2 separate regions of the Mus musculus genome follow, and region 1 is linked to region 2. Evidence: chromatin loops called from intact Hi-C (ENCODE). Cell type or tissue: heart. All regions are shown on one strand. Each heading gives the region's core, and the rest is flanking DNA. Links, peaks and the distances in the headings are about the cores only.

The links. Peaks named below come from ENCODE experiments on the same cell type or tissue, not always from the same donor. Only the 100,000 strongest peaks of a DNase experiment are listed, where the experiment ranks them.
Region 1: a loop joins it to region 2, with 4 times the contacts of the local background. A loop is called at or near these places in 1 of 42 quality-filtered maps.

Annotation. Positions count from the first base shown.
Region 1 is chr2:25,225,595-25,230,961 of GRCm38, reverse strand. It overlaps Slc34a3 (solute carrier family 34 (sodium phosphate), member 3), which reads left to right. Exons shown (of 13, transcript NM_080854.3): 11 at 73-189; 12 at 265-389; 13 at 1,447-2,065. The coding sequence ends at 1,911. Among named protein-coding and RNA genes, the nearest start is that of Tubb4b, 3.6 kb to the right of the region's middle. In heart, for the core only: a CTCF peak has its summit at 2,258; DNase peaks (open chromatin) are centred at 1,181, 1,631, 2,221, 3,821 and 2 weaker places; H3K4me3 peaks cover 673 bases; H3K27ac peaks cover 2,454 bases; H3K27me3 peaks cover 1,251 bases.
Region 2 is chr2:25,125,027-25,130,393 of GRCm38, reverse strand. All of the region lies in intron 2 of Gm13387 (predicted gene 13387), which reads left to right. Among named protein-coding and RNA genes, the nearest start is that of Gm13387, 18 kb to the left of the region's middle. RefSeq lists an enhancer at 2,304-5,367. In heart, for the core only: a CTCF peak has its summit at 3,014 (motif pointing left); DNase peaks (open chromatin) are centred at 2,163 and 2,983; H3K27ac peaks cover 4,173 bases.

The DNA.
Region 1 (5,367 bases), core at 72-5,071, 100 kb before region 2:
GCCCTGGGCCTGGGCTGGAAGACCAGGCAGGGATTTAAGAATGACCCAGCACCCCACCATGCACACCTGCAGATTTTCCCTTCCCCTTTGGCTGGCTCAGCGGCTACTTGGCTATCCTCGTTGGCGCAGGCCTAACCTTCTTGCTTCAGAGCAGTAGTGTCTTCACAGCAGCCATCGTGCCTCTCATGGGTGAGCCAAGGTGGGCAGTGGGCTTGGGGTTGGGGGAGATGAGCTGGGCCTCCTAGTAACCCTTCATTCCTCCAGGGGTTGGGGTGATTGACCTGGAACGGGCCTACCCCCTCTTCTTGGGTTCCAACATCGGCACCACCACCACAGCCCTGCTGGCTGCCTTAGCCAGCCCTGCAGACATGTTAATCTTCGCAGTTCAGGTACTGGCCTCAACTATTTCCCTTTTCACAGCACAGCCCAGGCTGGCTACATCCCTAGCTCTCCCTGGGCTCCACTGACTGACCACAGGCCTGCAGCTCTACCTCTCAGTCCCAGGGGGACATTGCAGGACCCCACAGCCCGAGCCTCAGTTCTTCCTTTCCAGGATTGTTTTCCCAAAATGACCTGTGGTCATCTCATGCCCTTTGTCCGTCTATCATTGGCAGTCCCACAGATTCCCCGAAGGACCCCTGCTCCTCTGGCCCCTCCATTCTGGACTCTTCACTGTGTCCCCCTGGGGTATCCAAGTATGGTTATCTGGTCCATACCTGCAATATGATTCTTCCCAAATTCCCGTTTCACCATGTACCAAGCTCTTGACTTCCCAGACTCTGTTCTGGGGATGCTCCAGCTCAACTGTGCTAGCTTCATCATCCTGCCGGAACTGAGATACAGTTCTGCCTCTAAGTTGTCTCTCCCAGACCTCCCAGCTCTGGGCCTCAATCCTTTTCAAGCTCAGACTCTCTAAATCACCTAGTCTTTGGTCCACTGCCCCCACTCTAGATTCCCTCTGCCTGGGACAGGATCAGGTTCTGAAATCTTGGATTGCACTGGCTGCTGCTATAGGGAAAACTGAGCCTAGCTCTCCCTGCGTCCCACTTGCATCCTTGTATCTGCCTCTGTATTATCCTTGTCACTTAGACCCTCCTGAGCCTGTACCATCCTCTCCAAGCCCCCTGGATTGTGCTCATTTACAGAAAGGCCATATGTCGTGTTTCCTACCAACCTCCCACCGTCTCTGATAGCAGCAGGGTTTTGTTACCACACACAGGTGCTGACATAGACCCCTATCTCCTAAAACACGGGCAGGAGGAATATGGTGAATATGAGCCTACCCTGGCTAGATGCTGCTGTACTAAGTGATCTGTCTGAATCACTCAGCAGGACACAGCGGACAAGCTTCAGACTTGACCAGAGTAGGAAAGGCATAGTTTCTAAAGAGCCCAGAGCCCAGGTAGTCCAAGCTCCTTATGCCTTCTTGTCTTTCCTGCCTACCAGGTTGCTCTCATCCACTTCTTCTTCAACCTGGCTGGCATACTGCTGTGGTACCTGGTGCCTGTCTTGAGACTGCCAATTCCACTGGCCAAGCGCTTTGGAAACCTGACTGCCCAGTATCGCTGGGTGGCCATTGTCTACCTACTATTAACCTTCCTGCTGCTACCCCTAGCAGCCTTTGGACTTTCCCTGGCAGGGGGCACAGTGCTGGCTGCAGTAGGGGGTCCTCTGGTGGGGCTGGTGCTCCTTATCATCCTGGTTAATGTCCTGCAACAACACCGACCATCTTGGCTGCCCCGCTGTCTTCAATCCTGGGCCTGGCTGCCACTCTGGCTCCATTCTCTGGAGCCCTGGGACCGCCTGGTGACTGCTTGTTGCCCCTGCAGGGCCTGCAGCAACTCTCCTATGACCAGCAAAGTGGCTCACTGCTATGAGAACCCACAAGTCATAGCTTCTCAGCAGTTGTGAAAAGTGGGTACCATAGCCAGCTCCACTAGCTTCAGGGCATTGGAGGCGGGAGAGACCGCCTGCCAGTCCTCGCTAAGACAGAGGAGCAGGGCTCCACACGGATGTTTTAGTCTCTTATATCCTCTCCTTTTCAAATAAACGAGGTTACTATTGAGGAGTGTTGGCTTTCTCTCCTAGATGGGGTTGCCTGTCCTGCCGCTGAGTGGAGATGGCCAAGCAGTGCCATGCTGCCCCTAGTGGAGACTAGAGATTAGGGTAGTGCTTCCCCCACACACACCCACCCCCAAGCCTGCAGCTTGTTTATTTCTGTAGTGGCTGGTGACAACCGGTTTACAGGAGCCCTTCCGGAAGAGCTGCCTGGAAAGGCTGGGCAGGGCAGAGAGCCCAAGTTCACTCACATCGAGAGGGAGCCTGAGATCCGCCAGCAATGGGTGTGAGAGCTGCAGTTAAGTATATGACTTTTATGAGTATATGAGTTGTGCAAGAGGCTGACTTTGCCATCTGCCGGCAAGCTTCATCAGGCATGGTCTCCCTAGCCACTAGGGGGCACCCTTCCTCCTGCCGGGATCTTAAACAGTGGGTTTGGACTAGGCACCCTACCTCTGCCACCTTGATGCCCAGACTTGTCCAGGTAGCCTCCTAGGACTTGCCCATCTAGGTGAAAGGATATAAGGCCTAGACACCATTTTCTTTGCCTAGGTGGCTAAGAAAGGACTTGGGAGAGGGTGGGGCCCTGTTTGGAGCTCCTGCCCTCCTCCTTCTCGCCTCCTGCCAGATGGTCTGTTTTTCAAACTGAAAGGTTTGTCCTACAGCCAACAGGTAACTGGACACCAGAGAAGAGGTGAAGACCTCTCCCCACCTCCTACAGCTTCAGGCTGTTCACAGACTGAATCCCACCCCTCCCACACCACACCACCGAAAAGAAAGCAACCAGAAACTCAGGCACAGGTTATAGCAATTGGACCCACAGAGGAGCTGACAGGGATCCCTCTTGGTCTGTCCATTACAGTTTTCAGGCATTTGACATTGAAACACAATGTTGTCATCTGCAAAGCTCATGGTCCAGAACTATGCAGTTGAGTTACAACAAACAAATAAAGCTTTCAATGTTTTAAGTTCAGGAGTTTGAGTTGGCTCTTTATAACTATTCTTGCCCACATGTGGCCAACAGGACACACTGGTGTGAATTTTCTTGGCCTAAACTTTTCCTTGCACCCCCCCCCCCAACCTCCAGGTTCACCTAGCTAGACTCTGAGTCAACAGGTATGGCGTCAGGGAGAGCCCGGAGAGCCATCCATTTATTGCCCAAGGGTTCTATCCTTATTGGGGTGTGTGTTGTTTTGTTTTAAATTACTTTAGATTTACATGTATGAGTGGTTTTTTTGGCTGCATTTTATGTATGTGTAGCACTTGTGCCTAGTGACATTGGAGGTCAGAAGGTGTCAGATCACCCAGACAGAGGGAAGGTTGTGGACCACCAAGACTTCTGCCAGAGTAACAAGAGCTCATAACCACTGAGCTACGTCCTTTTGTATTCCCCTCGACACCCCACCACCACCACACACACACACATTGTAGATGCCTCCATGGTCCTTCCAGGCCCTCTTTGTCCTTAGCCTTTACTGTCACCCAGGTTCTGTTCCATTTCCTACCCCCAGCTCCTAGGCTTCCTAGGACTAGAATTTATTGCGTCCACTAAGAGTAGAGGACTTGCAGAGATGAGCTCCAGCAGGGACAGAGCCAGGTCTGTGCACTGCAGCCCTAGTTCACTCACTCTTGTGACCCACTGAAGGCTTTTACACAGCCTCATGGTGTTCTCTGATGTTCTAGAGGAGGGGCAGAGCCAGGCTGCGTCTCTGGAAGACCCACTGTGGGAGTCAGTGAGACCTAGTCCACAGGGGAAGCACCTTGGCACCTCTCCTTCCGGGGTGAGGGGAGGCCTTTCACAAAAGCTGACTACAGGGTCCTTTAAGGCCACAGAGACTGTCTGCCTGCTGCTCCTGCCTGGCAGTAATGCACCCTCCCAGTGGGACCATGGCCACCAGTAAACAGAGCCTTCCTTGTGCGGCCTCCAACAGCTGCAGACTGGGCTGGGAGGGCAGGCACCCGATGCTCCCACAGCCCGTTCTGCCTTGCTTCTCTGCTCCTCTGGCCAGCTCTATGCACACCCTCTCATGCTATAGGTTCCAGGACCTCTTGATATACTGGGTCTCCTTTGCCTACTGGCACAGGGGAACTCTTGATTCATAGTAAAGACCTAGAGTGTCTTCCCCTGCCAGCTGTGGGCAGCCACTGTCCTTGGTGGGCTTTTGCTATGTTGTTTGTATTTACTGCCCAGCTTGGGACCCAAACATCTCCAAGACACCCAGGAAGCTCTTTGTGTTAAAATACCGAACTTCTGCTTCCTTCTCAGGTGTGTGCTATGAGATTCTAATAGTTGACATCTTGGCACCTAAGCTACTCTGTAGAGTCCAGGATCTTTAACTCAGAAGATATTTCTAGGTACTGAGATAACCTTCAGCATGCCAAAAAGTGACCTGGTACCTTACATACATTTAAACCTCCTGAGGTATGTATGGGTCCTGTCAGTGTGGTCACAGAACTCAGCCCCCCCTTCCTGATCTACCCTTCTGGGAAAGGACAAGACAGTCAGATCTTTCTGGAGATCCTGGTCAGTATAGTAAATATGAACACTAGGACTGCGGTTTTTTTTTTTTTGTTTTTGTTTTTGTTTTTGTTTTTTTGAGACAGGGTTTCTCTGTGTAGCCCTGGCTGTCCTGGAACTCACTCTGTAGACGAGGTTGGTCCCAAACTCAGAAATCCACCTGCTTCTGCCTCCGAGTGCTGGGATTAAAGGCATGCGCCACCACTGCCCGGCAGGACTGCATTTTGTATATAGCGACAGAATGCCACTGCTCAGGATACAGGACTCTGCTTGTCCTGGTGGGGTTTTTTCCTGTGACATGGTTGGTAGGTACTTGGATACCACAACCAACAGGGATTGCCTAACACCCTTAGTTTTGAAGGTAGTTCATTCCAAAAGCCAGAAGTGGCTAGACTGAGACAGACCCATTGTATAATATTCCTTTAAAAAGTTACACATCAGACATGAAGACTAAGAACTGTAGTCCTTGCATTCTGGAGGCTAAGGCAGAATTCCAGGTTACAGGCCAGACGACTCTGTCTCATAAGCAATGGCGTAGAGAAATTACCAACTAGACCATTTTGTGGGCAGAAAGATATTGGGGATCAAAATGCCAAGGTGGGGGGAGCAAATGGAGAAAAAGGATTGTTTCAGAACTACTTGCCTTCGAGAGGTAGCTGACTTGGGAGGGAAGGTTAAAGTTAAGGTGAACAGAAATCACTTTAAGAGACCTGCTCTTCTGGTAAACAGAAACTTTTAAGCTTGTTTACCTGGTCAAGTCCTGTTTAGGACAATGTCAGCACTACCATTTT
Region 2 (5,367 bases), core at 276-5,275:
GGACGAAGTGCACCCATCGGCTGCTGGAGAAGTCCCAAAGGACCCTTGGGCTATTCCCCAAGACTAGGACCTCAGTGGACCCCTTCCATGGGCTCTGCAGAGGGGTCCTGTTTGCTTCCTTCAGACCATGGAGACAGTGTAAAGCCTTTGAGGCACATCAGTGGGCAGGCTCCTCTCGTGAGGATCTCCAACCTCCAGAACACTCTAACTGGCCTAACTGCTAGACTCAGCCTCCACCCTAGAAAGTAAAAAGACAAAGTTCTGGACTTGAAATCCCACCAATCCCTGGTCTCGGCCCAAGTTCTGGACTTGAAATCCCACCAATCCCTGGTCTCGGCCCAAGTTCTGGACTTGAAATCCCACCAATCTTCACCCTAGAAATCTCCACCCTGAACACCCCCCCCCCCGCCCCCAAATCCTGTCTTCTGCCCAGGTCTCTGCTGCTTCTCACCCAAGCAGAGGCAGCCACCCTCCAGCCATTATTTTCCCTCCCAATAAATGTCTTGAGTGAGGTTTGTTGTGCAGTGTGACTTTGTGGTATTCCTTGACTGCCAGTACACCTTTCCCCTCACAGATGTGACACATACATTTGCCAGGCTACTCAGTTCACAAGGGACAGAGCCCCAGCCTTCGGGCCTAGATCTCACATTCTGGATACGCCCTGTTGGATGCCCTCAGCCTCCCATAGCACTGCCATGCCCTCAGAGCTACTGTGGGTGTGTGCTGGTGGGCATGGCCTAATGGCTTTCAAGACTACATCATCTGCCCCAAGGTGTCTGCAGGTCTGGACTGAGCAATCTTAAGCCCAGCCCACCTCACTTAAAATCTCAGCAGCAGCCATGTGCACACACACACACAGGGTTTCTCTGTGCAGCCCAGGCTGTCCTGGAACTGGATCTTTAGGCTAGGCTGGCCTTGAACTCAGAGACCCACCTGCCTCTGCCTCCCAAGTGCTGGGATTAAAGTTGTACATCACCATGCCCAGCTAAATTTCAGGCTCTAGGTGACCAGCACTGCTGTGTCTGGTTGTGGCTTCCCTACAACAGGAAGTCAGCTTAGTGGCCTCTGCACACTATGTTGCAGGCCTCGATCAGTGCATTGGCTGGTACTTCTCGGCCTCCTCCTGGGCTCTGCCCTCCCGTTTCTCGGTCTTGGCGGCAGCCTAGAGCTTGGTGGTGAGAGACTCTCCCCACCCCCCACCAAGCTCTGTTTCTGGAGACCTGAGCTTTATCCAAGTTTGAACCTAAATGATTTGCATGAGAAAGACATTTTTACCTTTTCAATAACCAGCCCGGGCTGCAGCTTCAACTTCATGCCCTACACAATTGCCTGGCAACACATAGTGCTTGCACGTGCTCGGGAGCGGGGCACAGTGCTACAGAAAGGCTCCTATCATCTCTACCGTCGCTGGTCACTACAGACATACTCAGGAGCTTCCTATGTCCAGCAGTGTAGTTGCTGGGCTGAGACCCTGGGAATTCATGTTTTACAGTATAATCTAGTCTCTGAGGGGTGGAGGAGATGGCAGGAGAACTCATCTGTTACCCCAGTTCCCCAGAATTCGGCTCAGGGCTTGCAAGGGTCAGGCAGTTGGGACAAGAGATCAACAGTGACCTATGCACAGTGGCCCCATCTCTCGCAGGAGCTTCTACAGGTCTAGAAGGTCAACATAGCCAGTCCAGCATGCAGCAGAGGGGTAAGGTGCACCGCATGCCTTGGAGATCTGGGGGCCCACAGCAACTTCCTGTAATCCCTCAGAGCTTTATCTAAAGAGACTGGGCACCCTTAGACTCTCATCCAGCTCCAAGGAGTTGGGAAGTAGAAGGAAGTTCAAATGTAAAGACCTGTGGTCAGATCTGTCCCCAGGTTGCCATGGTTATTTGAGATAACCAGACCAACTTCTTTGTAGGTAATGGTACTCGCAGCCTGGGAAGCATTTGATGGGGATTGGGTGTAGCTGAGAGGCAATTCCCCCAAACCTGCTGTGCAGCGAGACCTTCCCACCGCGGGACAGAGCACACGCTGGCCCTGAGTACCAGCACGTACCGTAGCCGGGGAGGCTATTAATAATTTCCATATATCGTACTCCCATTATGAGCAAAAATAACCAGCATGAGCAGCAGCAAAGCTATCTGGCACCCCACCCCCAAGTCTCAGAGAGCCCAAAATAGCAGCCTGGGAAAGGCTTGGCGGCATCTAGCCCAAGGGGTCCGGGCTGGGCTTTCCCTGTGCTGACCCAATGCCTCCATAGCTGGCTCTTATCCAGGGGGCTTGGCCTCACCAGGTCCCATGGGGCACAGAGCGTGGGATGATCTCAGGGCAGGGGGAAGGTATGCATGGTTTGAAGAGAAATACAGAATATGAGGATAGTCTTAGGATCTGCATGCAGGGCTTAGAGGAGGACGGAACGTGATCACCAGGAGATACCTACAGCTTCACACAAGGGCCTTCTGGGTCACAGATCCTCCAGAAGCTGCAGGATCCAGGGAAACTAGGGATGTGCAGCACCCCATACACACATCATGTTAGGATCAGGCCCACTCAGAGTCCCCTAAGGCCCCTCCCTCCCCTGGGCCTGACCTGGCTTCATCAGAGACAGGGGAGCCAAGGACTGGGCTATTCTCTTCCGACTGTGGGTTCAGACTCTCTGCCAAGTGGCTCGGGGAGAAGGAAGTCTGAGTGAGATGGTGAGGGGCAGTGGGTGAAGGGTCTGGGGCTTCCCACAACTTCAACTGCATTGTTAGTGTCCTAGCGATGTTCCAGATGGTCAGTCTTCCCTAAGCCCGGCTCTTAATGGGACCCAAACCCCCTGACTGGGAGGCTTGTCTCAGGGTGGGCTGTGCTTCTTAAGTGTGGAGGCTCAAGCCTCATCTGTTAGGTAGATGGGCTGACCAGGAGCATTCTGGGAGCTAGAGGTGCACGGTTATGCTTTCTATATGGGGTCACTAGGCTAGTTTATATATGCCAGGCAGGCTCTCCCCACGCACCTAGGCTGCCCTCTAGTGGCCAGGTGGCCTGGTGTGCAGCCAGCACTCCTAGGTTCGAAGTCCCATTATCCACAGTGTGGATCTGTAGAGGCAGTGGGGTGTTTTGGAAGAGGTTTGTTTGTTTGTTTGTTTTATTTTCATAGCCTACCTGGGCAGGGGCTAGGGCAAGAGAGACGCCGTCCCACTCCTATTTAGCTACTGTCAGCTGCCCTTGCTGGGTGAGGGGAGGCAGCAGAACCCAGAGCCACCTCCTCCAGGAAGGGCCCTGGCTTTGGCCTAGCTTGAGCTTCAGGGATCTTTGTGGCCTATTATTTTGGTCAGACCAGCCTAGGATGGGTCTCTGGCCATTTCTGCTGAATCTTCTCTGAGATCATGATAGACCAGTGCATGGGTGACCTGGCAAGCCCAGGCTCTCAGTGAAGATCCCTGCCTGTCCAGTACAAAGGCTTGGATACGGTTCCACAGGAGGGAGAGGTCAGGACTAGGCTGAAAACAGATGGAGGTAATAGGACCCCTTTCCTGACCCTCTGCTGCCCAGGTGGGACACTCAGAGCTGTACAGCCAGCTGGGTCAGAGTAGCCGGGAGGGAACCTCAGGAAAACAATCAAGAAATCCAGAGGGGCTAGGGTTGTGGCTTCTGGAAGTATAAGTTTCCCCTGCTCCCCCACTCCCCTGAACTGCAGGAGGGCTGGGCAGGTGCCCAGGCTGGCTTAGGACCAGACTGCATGGCTGGCCTAGGACCCCAGTGCCAGCCCGTACTCCTACCTCTGTGCTGGCCTGAAGCCAAACACTTTTTTTTTTTTTTTTTTTTTTTTTGCAAAGCTATCTTTTTACCTTGATAAGCTGTTTTAAAAATGTAAATAAAATAACTCGGCAGACAAAAGCAGGCATTGATTCTGCCCAGAGCCAGCCGCTGCCCTCGACATGAAATATCGCAGCACATTGAGTCGTGAGTCCTTGCTAATCCAGGCAGACAAGCTTGAATGAGGCCCCTTTGGACGGGCGCGGTGGTGGGCAGTGGAGCATGCACCGCCTGCTGGGCGGCCCTGTCCTGGACAATGGCTTTTCTTCCCAGAAGGGGCCTGTGCAGGACAAGAGCCCCCTTTGTGTAGAATGTCTGCCTTGGAGAGCAAGAGAGGCACATTCAGCAGCCCCAGACACTCTTTGAAAAGCTTCAGTGTAACAGAAGACGCTGAAACACTAGCTTGCCTTCTGCCTCGCAGCACTCTCTCCAGGCACAGCCGCCATTCAGCCTTAAGAACGGGCGGGGGGTGTGGGGGGGGGCATGTCAATGCCCAACCCCACATTGTTCCTGGCTGTGTGGCCATCTTGGTTTCTCCGTGCCCCTCAATAGTTTTGAGAGGCAGGTGTGACAGGAAATGAAGCTATGTGAGTCGTGGTACTGCTGACACATGGCCTTCTCCCAGGGCCAACCAAGGTCTACGGGGCTTAGGTGGCTGGCTTCTGGTGACAAATACCTAAATCACAGCTGTAGGAGTGGAGGCCTCCAGAGCACTGTTCTGTCCCTAACGAGTGCTCATCTTTGACTCTCAATGGCAACAGGGTGGAAGTCATGATGCTGGAATGAGTGATGGCCTCATTGAGTTCAGCAGGCATGTGTGGGCCAGAGTCCACTTGAGGCATCCTCTAGCCATGAGCTGGGGTCTGTATCTCTTAGGCTGCATGACAGAACTCTAGTTGTGCAGTGACTGGAAGCCCCTCCTTCTCCAGGCACCTCATGCAGATCTGGTCACAGCCTGGGCCTCCTAGCTGGGTCTGGGACTCTGAATACAGAACTTTAGGACTAGACTCTTACAACCTTCTGGGCCTGCACCAAAGATGTCAGTGCTAGCAAAGTTAACCCAGAAACTATAATGCCAACAGCACACAAGTTCTCCTCCGGAGACTCCTGCCCTAGGGTATCCGGGCAGCACAGGCTGAGCGGTCTCAGCCATTTAAGTGTTTCTGTCTGGGGTGCCTGCCTACATACTCAGCAAACAGACAGATTGATCAACTGACAAATGGACAAAGGGCAGGAGAGTGGCCTGCCAGCTTAGGGATGTTTGCCACGTGCTACACAGTCTTGCTGGAGCTCATCGGCAAGATTGGCCCGCCAGAGCTGAGAGGGGCTAGGAGGCAATCTCAGAAGGGCTCCTCTGGGCATGCAATGAACAGAGTTCTGGGGAGTGACATTGGGGTGGGATCTACACTTTGATACCTTTTCTCAGATAAAGTACTATGAGGGGCTTCTGAGCCCAGTCTCTGAGGCCCTAACTCTGGAAGGCCCACAGCCCCATACAGCCCTATATGGGACTACAAACAGCCTCTTTCTGGCTTCTGCCTGTCCTACTGAACACACACACCAAGAGGCAGAAAAAGT